Regions from separate parts of the Homo sapiens genome. Here all the other regions are linked to region 3. Evidence: chromatin contacts called from ENCODE Hi-C or POLR2A ChIA-PET data. All regions are on one chromosome and are shown on one strand. Each heading gives the region's core, a stretch centred on a gene start or an enhancer-like site at or near the end of the contact. The rest is flanking DNA. Distances are from core to core; before and after follow the strand shown. Region 1 has its middle 92 kb from the start of LINC01068. Region 2 holds the start of LINC00382 (long intergenic non-protein coding RNA 382). Region 3 has its middle 25 kb from the start of LINC01038.

Region 1 (3,715 bases), core at 1,119-3,618, 120 kb before region 3:
TAACCTCCTGGGCCCAGGTGATCCTCTCACCTCAGCCTCCTGAGTAGCTGGGACTACAGGTAACAGGCATGTGCCATCATTCTTAGCTAACTTAAAAACAACAACAAAAAAAACCCACCTTTTTTTTTTTTTTTGAGACAGTGATATGGTTTGGATGTTCATCCCCTCCAAATCTCATATTGAAATTTGATTCCCAGTGTTGGAGTGGGGCCTGGTGGGAGGTGATTGGATCATGAGGTCAGATCTGTCATGAATGGTTTATCTCCATCTTCTTGGTGATAAGTTCTTGCTCAGTTAGTTCACATGAGATCTGGTTGTTTAAGAGTCTGGGGCCTTCCCTTTCTCTCTCTTGCTTTTGCTTTTGCCATGTGATGTGCTTGCTCCTGCTTTGCCTTCTGCTATGATGGTAAGCTTCCTGAGGCTTCACCAGGAGGTGAGCAGATGTTGGTGCCATGCTTGTATAGCCTGTAGAACCGTGAGCCAATCAAACCTGTATTCTTTATAAATTACCCAGTCTCAGGTATTCTTTTATAGTAGTCCAAAAGTGGACTAATAGAGATGGAGTCTCACTATGTTGCCCAGGCTGGTCTTAAACTCCTGGGCTCAAGCAATCCTCCTGCCTTGGCCTCCTAAACTGCATGGATTACAGGTGTAAGCCACTTTACCCAGCCTTATTTTTTTTTTAATTATAACAAGGAATTACATATGCCTGGAGAAGAAGGCAATAGTTAATGTGGGTAGTCAGTGCTTTTCCCACCTTAATGTGAACATGAATATAGACACAGGATAGAGCTTAAGATTCTGCATTTCTAAGAAGAACCCAGGTCATACTGCTATTCGTGTTCTAGGGACCACATTTTGAGTGGAAGACCCAGTGGGGCTAAGGCTTTCTCTGTTTTCAAATCACAACTAATGATTGGCGTTGACTCATAATTACTTTTTTATTTTTTCCAACTACTAAGAACTGACATAAAAACATTACACATGACAGAAATACAAAATGTAGGGATCAAAAGTTCCCAATATTCTTTCCTCCTAAAGATAGCTGCTGTCAAAATTCAGTGTGCAGTCTTCTAAATTATTTTATATTTATATTATATATATATGACTATTTTTCAGAAAACAAACTCATACAAAACATTCTGTGGTAGCTTTTTTACTTTCTAGCATATTTGGGGCTTTCATCCTATGTAAGAACCGATAGGCCATTCATTCTATTTAAAAGATAGTTAATACATGCCACAGATGTTGTTTAGAAGTCATGTCACTAAGAAGATATTTATGTAAACAAAGCTTTTAAAAATAAAAACAATAGCATTTTTGGCAGGAATCAATGTTATGTAAATGAATAGTTTAAAACAGGAAGAAGTAAATTTGTCTCTAGATCCCACGATGATGACACTTTTAAAGGAATGAACAGGCAGAGAGTTAAACTAGACACTCTGGTTGGGTATAAAGAAGACATGATCATTTCCCTGTAAGAAATGGCAATCTCCCAGCCTTCCCTGGAGGCCTAGTGTGGGTATCTAATGACAGTGATGAGATAAGGATATAAAGATATAAAGATGCCCTGGGTTAGCCCAAGACACACCACTCAGGGTTGGGACATCAGTGATGCCCTGAGGGCAGATGCCCACCCCTCACCCTTTGCCCATACACCAGGGCTGGAGTCACTAGAAGCCTTTGCCTCAGGTGTATGGGGGTGAGTTGCACCAGGCAGCTACATGGCAGCAGCTGATTTTTCCTGAGCCTGAAGCAGTGCGACTTCCATGCAGTAGCTATTTTGGATGCTGAGAGCTGCACTACAGCTCCAGCTGAGAGGCCCACATTCCCCTGAAGGTGAGGTGGGTGGCACATGTGACGGGAGCCCCCATCACCCCTGACATATACAGCAATTCTCCACCTAGGAAGAGGGGGTGGGTATTGGAGGAGAGGAGCTGTTTCTTATAAACAATAGGCAGAATAAATTAAAAATTGCTCTTCAAATAGCTATTTAGGCTGTAGGGACATGTGTGTTGGCTTGAAGCTGTGCCTTCAGTTCTGCCCCAGGAATTCATAAACGCAAATATCTATGTCCTTTCCCTGTCTTGTACTTAAGAATAAGGATTTCTGGCCAAAAGATTCTCTAAATTCCAGTCGGAATTGGAAGGTCCAGCCTGAGATCTTAGCAATTCATTTGACTGAGAATCCTTTTCCAATGAAAAGACGCTCTTCCCTCCCTCCCAGTGAGGCTGGAAATATGATAGATTCAGTTAATCTTCAACAGGCAATTTCAGACATTTCAGATCTACTTCTGCTGTGTGATTAATTGCTTCAGAGTTTGGCAAGTATTAAGTGGGAGAGTTCTGTGGGGAGGAAGTCGGAGTGCAGGCTGCAGCTGGCCCGCTGTTTGTTTCTGCTCAGGCTGGGCCTCTGTTCTCCCTCAACAAAGCACAGCTGGTTTATGTCTGTCACAATCAATGGGATGACATTTCCGAACTGGTAATTACCAAAAGGATTCCTGTTGATGCCTTTTGGAACTGCCAATCTTAAAGGTAGCTCTTGGCTCCTGCTGGGTACAGTATGCCTACATTTGGCTTTTTATCTCCCTTTTCTTACTTGAACTGAAAGAAAGGTTTGTGTGGAGACTTGTAGCTCACTGCCTCGTACCTCTTTTCCTTCCCTTCCCATCTACATGTTAAAGAATATCACAAAGACTGGAAAATCCTCTGCATGCCCTGAATAGCACTGGCTGAGGAGTCATCTAGAAAAAACACTAATGAAAAACTAATGTGCATTGTAAATGAATGTATTTATATTTTCATGTTCTATGGAGAAAAAAGTACAGGCTATTATTTTCTAGGGGCTTTGAATTTGCTGGATTCAGCAATCTAGGAAAAATACTCCATGTTGACATATGTATATTTCTTTATATTTTATTACAGTCTTTTAAGCACCAGGATGGCATTTAATAGACAATTTTTGAAGGAAAATAAATAGTGCTCCAGCCGGATGGTTCTACGGAAGGGGCAAACCAGTAGACATCACAGAGGAAGATGTTTATTCCTTTTACTCAACAATGATTTACTGGGGCATGCTATATGCCAGGCATTGTGTAAATGCTGAGAATTAGAACAGTACCAGCTGGAGTCTGGGGTGAAAGTTGGCATAACACTATTCCAATGGCTTCCTCAAAGAACCTGAGGGACACTCTCAGTCTACCTATAGTTGCCCTAGCAATCCCAGACTTAAGCATACACTAGTTTTTCTCACTCATGTTTTGATGATAAAATGGCCATTGCCTCTGAGCCTTGGAGTCAAAAGAATTAAGACACATTGACGCATGTTAGAAAGTGTGGGAGCAGGAGTGTCAGCTAAGAAGGACAGGCAAGGAGAAATTCAGGGCAAAGTAGAGATTTAAAATGCTAACAAAAATGAAAAATACATGAGAAAGAAGAGCAAAGAAGAAAACCAAAGATTACTTCATACCGATTTCTTTAAAAAATGAAGCACTTTGATAAGAGTGTCAAGACTGAAAGTAGATGAGTGGTTACCAGGTGGGTGGTGGAAAATTGGGTTAACTGCTAATGGGTTTAGGGTTTCTTTTTGGGGTAATGAAAACGTTTCAAAATTAGATAGTGGTCACAGTTGTACAACTCTGTAACCATACTGAAAGCTACTGAATTATACAGTTTAAAGGTAAAGTTTATGTTACATGAATAACTCAAATATTTCT
Region 2 (3,920 bases), core at 909-3,408, 93 kb after region 3:
AATCCATTTCTTCAGCTGCTTACAGGGTTGTTTTCATTAACAACAGATAATTAGCAACTTCACACAGATTGAGGAAAACAATCTAGAAGCCTATAGAAGCTTCTGTGGCCTGTTGCTCATATTAAATTAAGTGTAGATGCTAATGATCAAGACTTGACATTGTTTATTAGATATTGTAGCACAGGGTTATAAAAAAAAAAAGCAGGAAGAAACCAAGTTGGGAAATTGGATTTCTCTTGTTGACTCTGGCATTAACTAGCTGGATAACTCAGACAACTGGCCTAACCTACTCTAGTTTTACATTTCTTAACTCCATCAATCACGTGTTGAAATGGTTAATACCTTTAGTCCTTTGTAATTTTATTATTTTGTAAGAATTATATTGAATTCATATAATCATTTCCTATTTGCAATATGGCGCATAAACTTCTAGAAACTGTAAAACAATCATTATATCTTTTTTTCTTTTCTCATTCCTGTTCCCTTTATCATCTCCACACACCAGCATCCTCCCTTTCTTACTCACATGTTGTCTCACCATATGATACAAAGGAAACCAGTCAACGCTGTCTGAACAATATTATGCCATCTGGTAGGATTTCCATCCCACTCACTTCTCTATTGCTATAATTCTCCTCATATATACTTGGGGGAATTCTCCCTAGACAGCATCTTCAAAAGCTGCATATTCAGATTTACCTCTAAAGGTTTACCTGGGCTTTTCACCTTCATTATTCATTAAGACCACTAGAAGATGTGAAGACTTACGCAAAAGAACCAAAAGAGACGAGAGGATACTTTCTTAGAGATGTTCGGTTTTTCAGCTTGGGCAAGGGGAGATTCAGTTTTAAATATTGATTGTGTCTCTTAAAAGCTGTATGACCTGGCACCAGGTCATTCTAAAACACAGGTCCTCGTTCTAAAACACAGGTCCGCATTCTAAAACACAGGGACATAAATAGTACTCACCTAGCTTGGCTGTTTAAATTAGTTAATACATGGATAATGTTTATAGCAGTGTCTGGCAAAAAACAAAATGTCACCTAGTGTTAGCTTAATTACTGGGGAAGGAAAGATTCTCAGAGATCCATAGATACTTTTTCTGATAATTTTCAACTTATTTCCAATGTTGCTAGATCTTTTCCTACTTTATAATATTTTTTATCTTTGTTGATCATTGTTTGTTTTCCTCACTTCTTTATTTTACCTCCAGGTTATACATTTTATATTCTACCTAAATCAATCTTAATTCAAGGAGAATCATTTTCCCATTCTTTTATTATCATAGGCTTCTGATAAGAGAAGGAAAGTAATTAGCTCATCTTACTTCAAGGAAATATATTGCCCACTTAAAGGCAATTAGTAGTTCTGTGGTCCAGGAAAACAGGATATTGATTTTTTTTTGTTTGATCCAGTGGAGTAGTTGACATGTTTATGTTTTATTCTGCATTGCAGAAACTTGGAAGTGGGGACCCAGTTTTATAAGTAAGGCCTTGTTTGTGTATAATGGAACATTATTCACCTAGTAGGAACTCATTTAGGACATGTTTGTTAATGGTTTTTCTTGTCTTAAAATAAAGGATTCTGAAACACGTTCCAAGTAAGATTGATGATTTTTAAAAGCAGCAGCAAGAGGAAAGGTGGAGGATGAGAAGCTGTTTCTAACCCCCTTCTCTTCTGAATCCTCTCTCTTGGCTTTATTACTGCTTCTACTCTCAGTTGACGGTGTTAGTAATTTACAGATGGGCCTACTGATTTTTTAAAAAGAGAATTCAAGAAGGCCTCGACCTCTTTGCAACACCTATATTTAAAAAAAAATAACTATCCCATATTTTGGAAGAATAACATGTTAGCTCTTTAACGCAGTCTAAGATAGCATGTTGGGACAGCCTTGAACTTCATTCTCTATGCCTCAATTTCCTCATCTGTAAAATACTAATAATAGGACTATCTTATTTATGAAGAATTAACTGTGTTTGTCAGCCAATGATAATAATGCTTGTCATAAAGTAAGGGCTGACAAAATGTAGCTGTGCCGATTATTCTCTTCTATATGTTATTCTGCAGCTATGGTTTATGGGTGCAAGAGGTAGTTACTTATCCCCTCCCTGGAATCTTTCTGTGGAATGTCTATTGTGACCCCATTATTCATTTCTGTTTGGATGGTTGGCCTCTTGGTTACAAGCATGTACATTATGGCTCTCTCCTTGCCTGGAACTGGATATGAGAAATGCTTGAATTAAGATCTGTGAATTATCTTATTTTCTTGGTAAAGTGGGATTGATTTTATTCCAAATAATATTTGTTTGTTTTCTAAGAGAGGAAACTTCTGGCCTCAGTTTCCTTAGATAGGTTTGAATCTTGCTTGGTGTTTTTAATCACTGAAGAGAGATTGAGTTTATTTCTCTGGAACAGATTTTGGTTTATATTCTGAAGTTTTAATTTCATTTGGAAGCTGTAGGCTGAATGATTATCACTTTATAGTAAGTGTATTGGCAGGGGAAGCTGGCTGCTACCGTAACCCCCTACCCTCAGTGGCTTATCACGCTGACTTTTGTTTTTTGCTTTTAGCACAGTTGGGTGAAAATGAGGATGGCAGTTCTGCCACTATCCAGAGCCTCTGACACCCTCTCAGTCCACAGAGTCCTGCAATGGACTTTTTGCATGTGATTAGCAGATGCAGGAAGAAGACAGTATGCCAGGTGCAGGGCCAGCTTTGTAGGCCGCACTGGACAGAGCATGTACCTCTTCTGCCCATGGTCCGTGGTACAGAACTCATCACAGGGCAGCACCTAACTGCAAGCAAGGCTGGGAAATGGAGGCCAGTAACGTGCTCAGAAAGACAAAGGAAATGGCTGGTGAACAACTAGTTACTGCCAAAGCAAGATAGTTAGTTAAACCAATTTTTATATTATGGAACATTTCTGTGATATAATACATGCAGACCTGGAAGTTACAAGAATAGTAACATGAGTACTCAGTTTGAGAAATAATATATTACCAATGCAGTTGATGTCTTCTATTACATATGCCTCTTCGCCTCTGCTTGCATCTCCTTCTGTGTTGCTCAGGAGCAAACACTATTTTATCAGTTTTTTGGTTATCATCTTATGACAGATATATTTATGCCCATAGGTTAACATTTTTTGTTATTTTCAGTCTTTATACAAATGGTGTCTATTGAATGTATTCTTTGGTGAGTTTTTCACTCATCTTTATAATTCTGAAATTCATTCATGTTGACTTGTGTAGTTGTAACTCATCCATTTTTACTGTTGTACGGTATTCCATTTGTTGGAATAATCACAATAGAATCATTCAGTTTCCTGGGCATTTGGGTTACTTTCAGGATTTTTTTCTTTTTGCAAGCAATGCTGCTATGAATATTTCTGTACATATCTCTTCATATATATTTGTAAATTACTCTAAGGTATGAATCTTGCTGCTATTACCAGAATACCACTCTATTAAAATTGTATGCAGTAGTATGTCTTTTTTAAGGACAAGTTAATAATTTAGATTTCCATTTACTCTTCCTAGGTTGGTGTGAGTGTGTTGCTATTGAGTGCTGGCTTCACGGAGTGTGAACGAAGTCAGACTAGAATATTTTAACTCCATAGATCCATTATATTTCTTTGATTTTTGAAGAAAATTTTGAAGATAATTTTAAAAGTCATAGTTGTACTTCTATTAGCTATCTCACTTTGTGCAATGTGGCTAAGTTATTTTGGGGGGATTCTATGTTATGTTCGTGGCATATCACTTTTCTGATGTGTAGAGTTCTGTGTGACAGAGCTAGATTTATGTCAGAGATAAGAGAGTCTCCTGAATTATTTTTTCTCCCCACTGACTAGTTAAGTGAATTTCCAAATTCCTAACCTTATTCTTGTGATTTAAGGCTTTATTTCCTTTTAAAAACC
Region 3 (3,983 bases), core at 1,145-3,644:
ATCACATAACTTTTAGGGGAATGCAGAGGAAAGAGCCTAATACAAGGCAAAGGTGAAGAAATAAAAGAAAGTGCTTCAAACAGATGGGCCTTTTCTACAGAGAACTTCCTTGTTGTCCTTCCACTTGAAAATACACTATACTGTATTTAATCCTTTAATCCTTATCTTTAAAGATAAGGGTTTGTCCCAATGATTATTTTATTATTGCTCTAAACTTGTATAAAATGTAACAAGTCACACCTTACATTTTTAAAGGAGACTACCTTTCTACTTTTTAAAATCCAGGTTGTATCGTCATTGGGTAATACTTTGTCTATATCCATGCACCAAACAATATTTAGCAGGAATAGTGCTTACTAACCGATTAAATTCCAGATGCATCCTTGGTAATAGCCCCTCGTCTATCCGTGGACTTGGTCCTCATTATTACTTTCTTGTACTCAGTGCATCTTCTTGATACAGTTCTCTTTTGCCTTGAGTGGGGTGAACTGCAACCATGTGGCCCTAAAGGAAATGTCCCAGGGGTTTCTGAAAATCAATTTTTCTTTTTAGACAATGCTGTGATTTTGGATGAAAAAACTATAGAGTGTCTCCAAGATCAGTCACCTCTCCCCAAAATAATTCCTTCTCTGTGATGTCTTCTGAAGTCCACATTTTAAAATTCCTCCCTTGTCCACCCAAACACACACACACACACACACCCCCATAAACACCAACAAATTAAGCTCTGCACTACATCACATGTCTCTTATGTCTCTTTTCTCCACAGATTAATCATAAGACTTCAGCATTTTACCTTACATATACCTTGTTAGAGAAAAATCGCCAATCTTTTCAGTCTCAACACGGTTGTATTTATTATTGAGCGAAATGATAATTCTAAGATATAAGCTTTATGAGGGCAGCATTATTAACTATTTTGCTCTTTGTAGTTTGCAGTTTTGCCAACACCATAACAGAGTTTGGTATGTAATAGTTTCTCAATAAGTACTTGTTGAATGAATGAATCACTAAGAAAATTAGTGGAACAAATTTAACGGTTTTGCTGTGATACAATCTCTAACTTTCCTCCAGTTTAGAATTAAGCTCCAGTTTCACACAAACACTCTGGTATTCTAATTTCTCATTAAGCACCTTAATTTACCAGAGACTTATTCTGTTCCTATTATCTTGTCAGTGCTTTCGTACCATGACTAGAATAACAGCCATTTTCTCTTCTCTTCAATACATAAAAAGCCTACCTTTACCCCAAGAATGAATGCTTTAGAATTTTTCTCACTCTTGAGTGCTCTAAGGCATTGCAAGGCTTTGCTGTCCACTTGAACAGTTGATAATAGTCCTTTGATGTAGAGCTTTGAACAAGAGATAAGAAATAGTAATCTAACCATAGCTTATGCTGATAGTCAACAGGACCATCTTGCTATTCATGCCACTAAAGATTATTTTCTACCTTGCTGTCCAATTAACATAAAAACTCTCTCAAAATTATGTAGAGGCCATAAACTATACCTTCTAATTGTTCACTTCTCTCTCTCCCTCTCCTACCTTCTAGTACCGTCTATTTTTTCTGAGTCTTATCTGCATGATAAGACATAGGATGTAAACAAGAGTGGCATTCTATGTCAACTCTCCTTTTCATGGACGGTATCGCCTGAAATGAAGTACAGTCAGAGTGTAAATATATGTACCTTTCTTTCTGAGTAAACAGTTTCAAAAAAGAAGCCACAACAGAAGTGTTATTTTTAAAAACTGTTGATCACAAATAGTGGGGAATTTTTTACTGAGTTGGAAGGAGATTTGACAAAAGTCACAGTTGTTGGTACTAAGTTTTTGGTGCTGAGACAGGAATTGTGCTACCTCCTCATTCAACCTAGATTTGGGAGGTGACAGACCCAGTGCAAGTCTACTCTTGCATTCTTATGCTTTGAAGAATCTTGAGATAAACTCTCAGAAATGGGCTAACTAGCCACAGGAAAGTTTGTTATCTTTAAAAGACTTAAACATCCCACCTTCATCCTTCCTTCATTTGGTCTTCACCTTGTCCAAGAGAAAACCAGTCAAAGGGCTCATTTAGAAACATTTTCATTCTGTTGAGACTGATTCAAACATTTTCCCAAAACTTCTTTCTAGACCAATCTGGTTTTCCTGCCAAGAAATTCACTCTCACTGCTCTGCTTCCTGGGATTTGGGCATTAGCTATTGGTCTCTTTCTGTGGTTTTCTCTGTTTTTGTCTCCATGTTCAGCTTACTTTCCTTAATAAATCTAAGTTATCTCACTCTTTGAAACTTCTTGGTCCACATTGCTCAAAAGCAGAGCCAGAGGAAAAGGCAGTTCATGTCTCATTACTGTGGCAGAGGTTTGGACACTCCCAGAGGGCTCTCTGTTCCTCCTCCTCCCGCTGGCTATTGCAACAGGTTCCTGGAGTCAGACAATGCATTATCATGAGGATTACACTGATCAGCTCTAAGTCAGTTAGGTAACAGGAGCTCTTTCAATGGTGTCCTAGGATTTTGTCAGGTTGACTGTTCAAACACTGGTTTTTGGGATCCCCTCCAGCATTCCTTAATGTAATCCAGGCATGTTATTGCAGGTTCTATTTGAGAAGGGGCTACTTACTTGTCACTTAGAATATTTTCAGTTTTAAGTCAAAACCTTTTCAGAAAAAAAAAGAAAAAAAAGACAAAAGATATGAGAGCCCATGTAGGAGAGGCAGAAAAGAACAAAATGCAGAAAAGTCTATCAAATGCCAAACTTAGGTTAAGTGCACGTGTGCTCCGGAGAATGAGGTTTCTGTTTTGTTTTACATAGAAACTGCGATGGTTTTGCACTGTTTTGGTAACTACTGAGTAACTACTAAGTCACTACTAAGATCCAGTGAATTCAAAGGCAGAGGAACACAGGCAAGAGTGCAGGTCTGAGCTGCTTAGAAGGCTCAGAGATGTGTGTCTGTGTTTGACCCTCAGTGGGAGGAAGTGCTATAGGCTCCTGGTGGATGCCCATTTTTTTACCATATTATGCTATTGGATACTATTAAGAAGACAGGCACATTTCTGGGTGCCAGGGAAGAGACAGTGGTTCCAGATGAGTCAGACTGCTGCTGTCACCTCCTCCCTGCTGGAAAAACAAGACTCAGAAGCGACTTGGAGATGTTCAGAACTTGGGGTGAAGGCGTAAAGAGATGAAGTTTTCAAAGACCAACCATTTGCCAATGCCCTTTAAGTAGATATGAGTTGTCATATTTTAGCATAGTTTTTCTGGACAGAACCCCTTTAGATCTCTACTGTGATGTGACAGGCTCTTCCCAAACTTGCATAGAGAAGTGAAGTGGCTAGGTACAGAGCAAGGGGAGAGAAGACACTGTCTATAGATTCCAACCAAGGACCTTTTCCAGACCTTACTCTCCCTTTTTTATTTCTCATCCATTGTAATCTCATCCTGGGGTGCTATAAAGATACATATCCCTGGGGTGCTACTTAAATTATGGGATATAAATATAACATACCCCAGAGTCACCTCCATTAAATCTAATGGAAATTCAGACTTCATGGAAATCAACTATGGCACTTTTCTTGAGTATTTCTGGATTATTTAGTAATAATATATATCTTTCTTAACCCCAGCCCCATATATATATATTATATTATATATATATACATATTATATAGATATACATATATACACACATTATATATATACATATATACATATATTATATATAATATATATTATATGTAATGTATATATGGATGCATTATTACTGTGCATGTATATATATACACACACACTCTCCAGGATGCATTATTACTGTGTGTATATATATATACATACACATACACAGACTTATATACAGCACTGAACATTCTGAATTAGTAATAATTTGTTCATTTTTTATCAGACTTTACTAACAGGTCAGGGTGATATGGCCCAGCCTGAGAGGCAATATGGCAAAATATAAAGTGCAGGCAGAGTAAAAAAAAGAAAT

What was found. A loop is a pair of places that touch in the nucleus more often than their neighbours do. ChIA-PET counts read pairs that join two places held with the same protein, here RNA polymerase II (POLR2A). Pooled maps may share reads with other maps.
Region 1: a pooled map shows a loop between it and region 3 (2.0-fold over the local background). The contact joins two enhancer-like sites. A Hi-C loop is called at or near these places in 11 of 168 maps with a recorded cell type or tissue (A673, Caco-2, Calu3 and 8 more) and 8 of 50 pooled maps. POLR2A ChIA-PET finds 5 or more read pairs at or near these places in 1 of 52 experiments (HEK293T).
Region 2: a loop to region 3 is called in a pooled map, with 2.1 times the contacts of the local background. The contact joins the promoter of LINC00382 here to the enhancer-like site in region 3. A Hi-C loop is called at or near these places in 1 of 168 maps with a recorded cell type or tissue (Caco-2) and 2 of 50 pooled maps. POLR2A ChIA-PET finds 5 or more read pairs at or near these places in 1 of 52 experiments (PC-9).

Annotation. Positions count from the first base shown.
Region 1 is chr13:79,656,988-79,660,702 of GRCh38, forward strand. No RefSeq gene overlaps it. Among named protein-coding and RNA genes, the nearest start is that of LINC01068, 92 kb to the left of the region's middle. RefSeq lists an enhancer at 1,124-3,508. Within about 2 kb of position 2,369, at least 7 of the 41 ENCODE cell types and tissues checked have a DNase peak (open chromatin) inside an H3K27ac peak, as active enhancers do.
Region 2 is chr13:79,870,428-79,874,347 of GRCh38, forward strand. LINC00382 (long intergenic non-protein coding RNA 382) reads left to right here and starts at 2,159. Exons shown (of 6, transcript NR_120413.1): 1 at 2,159-2,269.
Region 3 is chr13:79,777,582-79,781,564 of GRCh38, forward strand. No RefSeq gene overlaps it. Among named protein-coding and RNA genes, the nearest start is that of LINC01038, 25 kb to the right of the region's middle. Within about 2 kb of position 2,395, at least 3 of the 41 ENCODE cell types and tissues checked have a DNase peak (open chromatin) inside an H3K27ac peak, as active enhancers do.